2 separate regions of the Homo sapiens genome follow, and region 2 is linked to region 1. The links are chromatin contacts, found by POLR2A ChIA-PET in ENCODE. All regions are on one chromosome and are shown on one strand. Each heading gives the region's core, a stretch centred on a gene start or an enhancer-like site at or near the end of the contact. The rest is flanking DNA. Distances are from core to core; before and after follow the strand shown. Region 1 has its middle 44 kb from the start of GALNT10. Region 2 overlaps GALNT10 (polypeptide N-acetylgalactosaminyltransferase 10).

Region 1 (3,189 bases), core at 291-2,790:
GATGTGAGTACTAGGTCTACTATACCAGTCTCTACTGTCACTCAGTTTACAGGGAAGATAGCCATAAAATATAATTACTATGAAGTGTGATTCCGGCTATAAGAAGGGAAGAACTTAGGTAATGTCTCCCTCACTCAGTGTAATGAGGGATATTTAAGCAAGAACTTTGAGGAACTGCTCAAATAAATTGTGGGGTAAGTGTACATGGGAGTTGGGGGTAAGTGGGAAGTAGTGGGAGTGTATGATGCACAGAGGGTTCCAGGAAGAGGAGTTCTCAACTCATAAAATGTTAGAGCAATGGCCAGGCACAGTGGCTCACGCCTGTAATCCCAGCATTTTGGGAGGCCAAGGCAGGCAGATTGCTTGAGCTCATGAGTTCTAGACCAGCCTGGGGAATGTGGTGAAATCCCCATCTCTACAAAAAAATACAAAAATTAGCCAGGCATGTTAGTGCACACCTGTAGTCCCAGCTACTTTGGAGGCTGAGGTGGCAGGATGGCTTGAATCCAGGAGGCAGAGGTTGCAGTAAGCCGAGATTGTGCCACTGCACTCCGGGCTGGGTTATAGAGCCAGACTTTGTCTCAGAAACAAACAAACAAGCAAACAAACAAAAAACTGTTAGAGCAAAGGAGACGTAGTGATTATCTAGTCTCCTGGTTCTCAGTCTGGACACAACTCAGAATCACCTGAAGAGCTTTATAAACCACTCATGAGCAGGTCCACCCTAGAGACTATGAAGAATTGGTCTCAGGTGGGTCCAGACACTGGCATTTCTTACAGCTCTCCAGATGATTTTAATGTGTGGTCATGGTGGAGAACTACTGTTCTGGTCTAAATTATTTGATTTTATATGTAAGGAATTTGAAGTTCAGAAAGGAAACAGGCTGGGCGCTGTGGCTCATGCCTGTAATCCTAGCACTTTGGGAGGCTGAGACAGGCAGATCACTTGAGGTAAGGAGTTCAAAACCAGCCTGGCCAATATGGTGAAACCCCGTCTTTACTAAAAATACAAAAAAATTAGCTGGGCATGGTGGTGGGTGTCTGTAATCCCACTACTTGGGAGGCTGAGGCAGGAGATTCGCTTGAACCTGGGAGGCAGAGGTTGCAGTGAAGCTGAGATCGTTCCACTGCACTCTAGCCTGGACGGCAGAGTGAGACTCCATCTCAAAAAAAAAAAAAAAAAAAAAAAGAAAGAAAGAAAAGAAAGGAAACAGATTTGCCCAGGGATACGCAGCTCCTATTTGACAAAACCAGGGTGGGGATGTCACTGAGCTGGGAGGTATAGGAGATCTGCTCCTGCTACCAGCAGGTTTCTGTCCCTTTCTCTCTCTAGGACTCAATGTCTCTATCTGTAAAAGGATATGAGACAGACAGTCTCAGAGCCCCTTCTAATACTGGCAATTCTCTGATTCTATTTGGTTAAGTACCAGCTCCATACTAGCAGCTGACCTGAAACTGGCACCCAGCTGTCTCCACTCTGGGATGTGTCACTGGAAACCTAGAGTCAGTAATGTTGGGGACCATGGCCAAGGCCCTTCTTTGAGTGAGGCTGCCTGATAGATTTGATGTTCCTGAACATGCCCTTTTACTAAAGATAATTTTGTCTACTGAAGCATGTGAGAAGTTCACCCAGCAGGAATCTGCTCTGGCTGGGTTTAATCTATGATGTGCTTATTAGGATTAGGGTTTTAATTAAAATTGACATTTCAAAGACTACCTATGAAGAGGCCCTGTTTTAATGAAAAGCAATTCATAATGGCAAAGGTAATCTTCTCATGTGACTAGGCAGGTGACTGTGGAATTCAATTCTCTTCTCCCCTGGCTACATTCACCCATTACCTGCTGGTGTTCGTGGACCCTTCTGTGCCGAATCATCAGCAAGGCAGGGGACAGTGCCGTGGGGGCAGAGACAGTATTATTCTGGCCTCCTGGGGACCAGAACTCCCCTCCAGCTCTGGACAAATGTGTTGAGTTTCCTCACATGTAGAATAAACTGCTCTATTACCTACTTAAAAAAAAACAAAACTTGCCGAGCACTTATTCTGACTTATAACTCTTAGTCTTTCTCCTTGTGGGATTCACACAACTGGGGGTGGGGCGGGTGGCATGGAGCAGAGGCAAGAAAATCAATGTCCAGCAGGCCCTATCTCAGTGCCTGGCACATAGGAAACTCTTTTGATATTTATTGTATCCAGACGCTGTGGGAGCCCAGAGGAGGTAGCTTGAAATCACATAGGGATGGGGGAGGTAGATAAGCCATGCCTCCCAAAAGTACAGTCATTAATTAATTCTCCACATATTTATTGAGCACTGATTATATGTCAGGAGATGGGGATAGAGGGGTGAACAAGGCATTGATAGTGACCTCGTCTTTACAGAGCCTACCTTCTCATGGGAATAATACTTATAGTAATGGTAATTGTAGTAACAATGGCTTCTATTTAAAAAGCACTTCCTCACTAACAACCTTATCATATAGGTACTTTTAATATTTTCCCCTTTTACAGATGAGGAACTGGAAGCTCATGGAAGAGTTAAGGACCTTGCCCAAAGCTGCCCAGCTAGGAGACGACAGAGCTGGGGATACCCGCCCTGCACTGGGTGAATCAGAGCCTGAACCATGAACCACTTTACTATTCTGGTTTAGGACTGCAGTCACGCATAAGTGGTGGAGGGGTTAACCCATTGTGAGAACAAATATGTGTAAGTGTGTACCCGGGCATGTGCATGTGTGTGTGAGAGATGGTGAGAGAGGGAGAGAAAGTGCACTGAACAGCCACAGTGCTGTTCCTAACCAAGTCCTCCATACAGCCCAAGAACATGCCCTCTCCTCACTCCATGCTGTACTTGGTGATGCGGAGGGACCAGTCTTTTAAGACATCTGAAGGGTTAGCTGGGTGTTGTGGTGTGCATCTGTAATCCCAGCTCCTTGGGAAGCTGAGGCACAAGAATCACTTGAACCTGGAAGGTGGAGGTTGCAGTGAGCTGAGATCGCACCACTGCACCCCAGTCTGGGTGACACAGTGAGACCCTGTCTCAAAAAAAAAAAAAAAAAAAAAAGACATTTGAAGGGAAAGATGCCGCCTGCCCTTATTTGAGGGATGGCAAAAATTAATGGCAGCATATTAAGGTGAAATCTAAAAATAGAGAGGGATTCAGCTCATCAAGAAGCCCAAATGGGTCAGGCTG
Region 2 (3,189 bases), core at 238-2,737, 160 kb before region 1:
TGAAGTACTCCATTATAAAGGTGTCAGGCGAGCTTGCTCTACCACATGAATCATGATAAAAAGGGTAAAAACTGCTAATAAGTACTAAATAGTCTTTGAAGCCTGTCTCTATTCTATGGAGGGTCTGACAAGCCACTCTGCACCATGGGGTGGGGGCGGGTGCAGACTCCCGTCATTCATTCCCAACAAAAAGGGTGGAAGGTTATGGGTACCGCTCTCGCCATAACCTGAACGCTGACCACAAACTCCATTACACTGCACGCCACAGACTACGTCCGGTCTTGGGTCATTTTTAGGCTTACTATCTGTTATGCCTCAGGCATTTCCTGATATTCTAGGAAGGTGAGTTAATTAAAACCACAATAAAAACACAGCAACTCAGAAAAAAATCTTGTCACTATTTCCATTTTTCACAACACAAATGAGATCATTTATTCAACTGCCTACTTGACATTGACATTTGGATGTGAAACAGTGTCGCAAACTTGTCTGCAATCAAAATCGTGATTTTCCCCAAAATTGCTCTTCCCAAAGTCATCTCCATTCCTGCAGATGGCAACTCCATCTCCCCAGCTGCTCTGGCCAAAAACCTTGGCATTATCCTTGGCTTCTCTCTTATTCTCATATCCACATTCTTGTAAGTAAATCCTGGCACCTCCATCTCCACCTTCCAAGTATGTCCAGAATTCAGCCATGGCTACTCCACTACTCCTACTGTGGACTGACTCACTCTCACGCTCCCCTGCCTTGCTGTTAACATACTCCTAACTAGTCTCCCTGCTTCCACCCTTGGCTGCCTACAGTCTATTCTTAAAATAGCAACCAAAGTGATCCTTTTAACATGAAAATCAGATCATGTCACTCTCTGTTCAAAACCTTCCAGTGGCATCCCGTCTTAGTCATTTTGGGAAAAGCTCCAGCCCCACTACAACCCGACCACCACCCAGACACCTCTCCAGCCTAACTTCTCATCATTCACATCATCAGGCTCCAGCCACACTGGCCTCCACAAGCCAGGCACAGTGGTCTCAGGGCCTTTGCATTTGCTGTTTCCTCTGCCTGCAGTGCTCTTCCCCTGGTCAACTTTCCTGCTAGGCCTCTCACCACTTCATAGCTCTGTTCATATGCCATCTTATCTGACAGCACTTCCCTGACCCCTGAAATAAAATCTACCCCATTCTTATTATTTTTTCTACCCTTTATCCTGTTAATCTTTTTTCCCCACATCACTTATTGCTATCTAAAAAATCAATCCATTTATTTGTTTGTTTATATTATGACTCTCCCACCCCTACCCCCAGTGGAATGTAAGCTCTAGGAGGGAAGGAGATTTTGACTATTTGCTCATTGCTGATTCCCTAGGACCTAGGCCATACAGTAAGCACACAAAATAGACACTCAATAGATATTTGCTGAATGAATAAATGGCTTTCAGAGACAGTTTTAAGTGACTAATATGCTTGAAATCTCTTCAAGACAGGGACTATCTCTTGATCATTTTAGCATAATAAGCCTGAGTAAGGGCTGGCTGCATTTCAGATGAGCTGCAGACTGGAGGTGGAAGGGTAGAAAGGAGCCCATAACAAACACACAGTTACCGTAGATAAAGTTCCTGATCTAGTTAGCTCTGGATACGTCAGTTGGGTGGGCATGCAAAGCAGGAGCCCGAGAGCACAGGCAGCAGCTCTGCCAACAGCTTCTCCTAGTTCTCAGGGTCTCCGACAGGGATGCACAGCTGGTGATGCCACGTGGGGCAGGAAAGCTCAATTCTTGTTACATCCCTGCCCTTTCTTGCCCCAGGCTTACATCACCATTCGAGAAGACTTCCTTTCTGCTATGGGAATATTTATGAACATCAAGTTTTCTACTCCTCGAGCCAAACTCAGCATCACCAAGGCCACATTATTATGGGGGCAAGTGGGTGGTCCCTGAATAGGACCTCAGCCACCAGCTCTGCTAGGCCCAGGATGCTATTCCCTCACAGTCCACTCCCTCCTTCTGATTCCCCACCATTTTATCTGGGTGTTTTGAATGCCGCAATGGTTGGCAAACCATGGTAACAAATCCCTTTCCAACTACATTCTACCCCACAATTATCTTTTAAAAGATTTAAACAATAAGAAAAATAGCATATATTTACCCACGTGGCTACTATTTGCAGTGATCTTTATTCTTTGTGAATAAAGATACCAGACAGAAATAATAAAAAAAAAAGATACCAGATAGAAATAGAGATCTTTATTCTTTGTGAATAAAGATCTCTATTTCTATCTGGTATCTTTTTTTTTTTGGAAGATATTTTCACTGGGTATAGAATTCTAGGTTTTTCTTTTCATACTTTATTGTTATTATTTTTCACTAAACATACAACCCTGCTCAGGGTGTACCTGTGTGACTTTGGCACACCTCTTTATCCTTTGATCTTCTAGTTGCTGACCTGAAGAAAAGTGAATAATGACGATGATACCACCTGCCCAACCCATTCATGAGGGATATTGGTCTGTAAAATTCTTTTTTTGTAATATCTTTGTCTGATTTTGGTATCAGGATAATGCTGGTTTTACAGTGAGTTGGAAAGTACCCCGTCCTCTTTAATTTTGGGGAAAAATTTGTATAGAATTATTTCTTTTTTTTTTTTTTCTTGAGATGGAGTCTCACTCTGTCGCCCAGGCTGGAGTGCAGTGGTGCGATCTCGACTCACTGCAAGCTCCACCTCCTGGGTTCACGCCATTCTCCTGCCTCAGCCTCCCGAGTAGCTGGGACTACAGGCGCCTGCCACCACGCCTGGCTAATTTTTTGTGTTTTTAGTAGAGACGGGGTTTCACCATGTTAGCCAGGATGGTCTCAATCTCCTGACCTCGTGATCTGCCCACCTCGGCCTCCCAAAGTGGGATTACAAAGCTGGGATTACAGGCGTGAACCACCACACCCGGCCAGAATTATTTCTTAAATTGTTGAAATAATTCATCAGTGAACCCATCTGGGCCTAAAGTTTTCTTTATGGGAAGGTACTTAACTACACTGTCAATCTCTTCAATAGATATAGGACTATTCAGGTTGATCGTTTCTCCTTAAGTGAGTTTTGGCAGTTTGTGTCTTTCAAAGAATCTGTCATTTCAGCGAAGCTGTTAGATGTTTTGGCACAAAGTTGTTCAGAATATTCCTTTATTATTCTCTTAATAGTTATAG

Evidence for each region. ChIA-PET counts read pairs that join two places held with the same protein, here RNA polymerase II (POLR2A).
Region 2: POLR2A ChIA-PET joins it to region 1 with 12 read pairs in activated CD4-positive, alpha-beta T cell. The contact joins two enhancer-like sites. POLR2A ChIA-PET finds 5 or more read pairs at or near these places in 2 of 52 experiments (WTC11 and activated CD4-positive, alpha-beta T cell).

Annotation. Positions count from the first base shown.
Region 1 is chr5:154,144,907-154,148,095 of GRCh38, reverse strand. No RefSeq gene overlaps it. Among named protein-coding and RNA genes, the nearest start is that of GALNT10, 44 kb to the left of the region's middle. Within about 2 kb of position 1,540, at least 2 of the 41 ENCODE cell types and tissues checked have a DNase peak (open chromatin) inside an H3K27ac peak, as active enhancers do.
Region 2 is chr5:154,307,074-154,310,262 of GRCh38, reverse strand. The region is part of intron 3 of GALNT10 (polypeptide N-acetylgalactosaminyltransferase 10); the gene reads right to left. Among named protein-coding and RNA genes, the nearest start is that of MIR1294, 38 kb to the left of the region's middle. Within about 2 kb of position 1,487, at least 3 of the 41 ENCODE cell types and tissues checked have a DNase peak (open chromatin) inside an H3K27ac peak, as active enhancers do.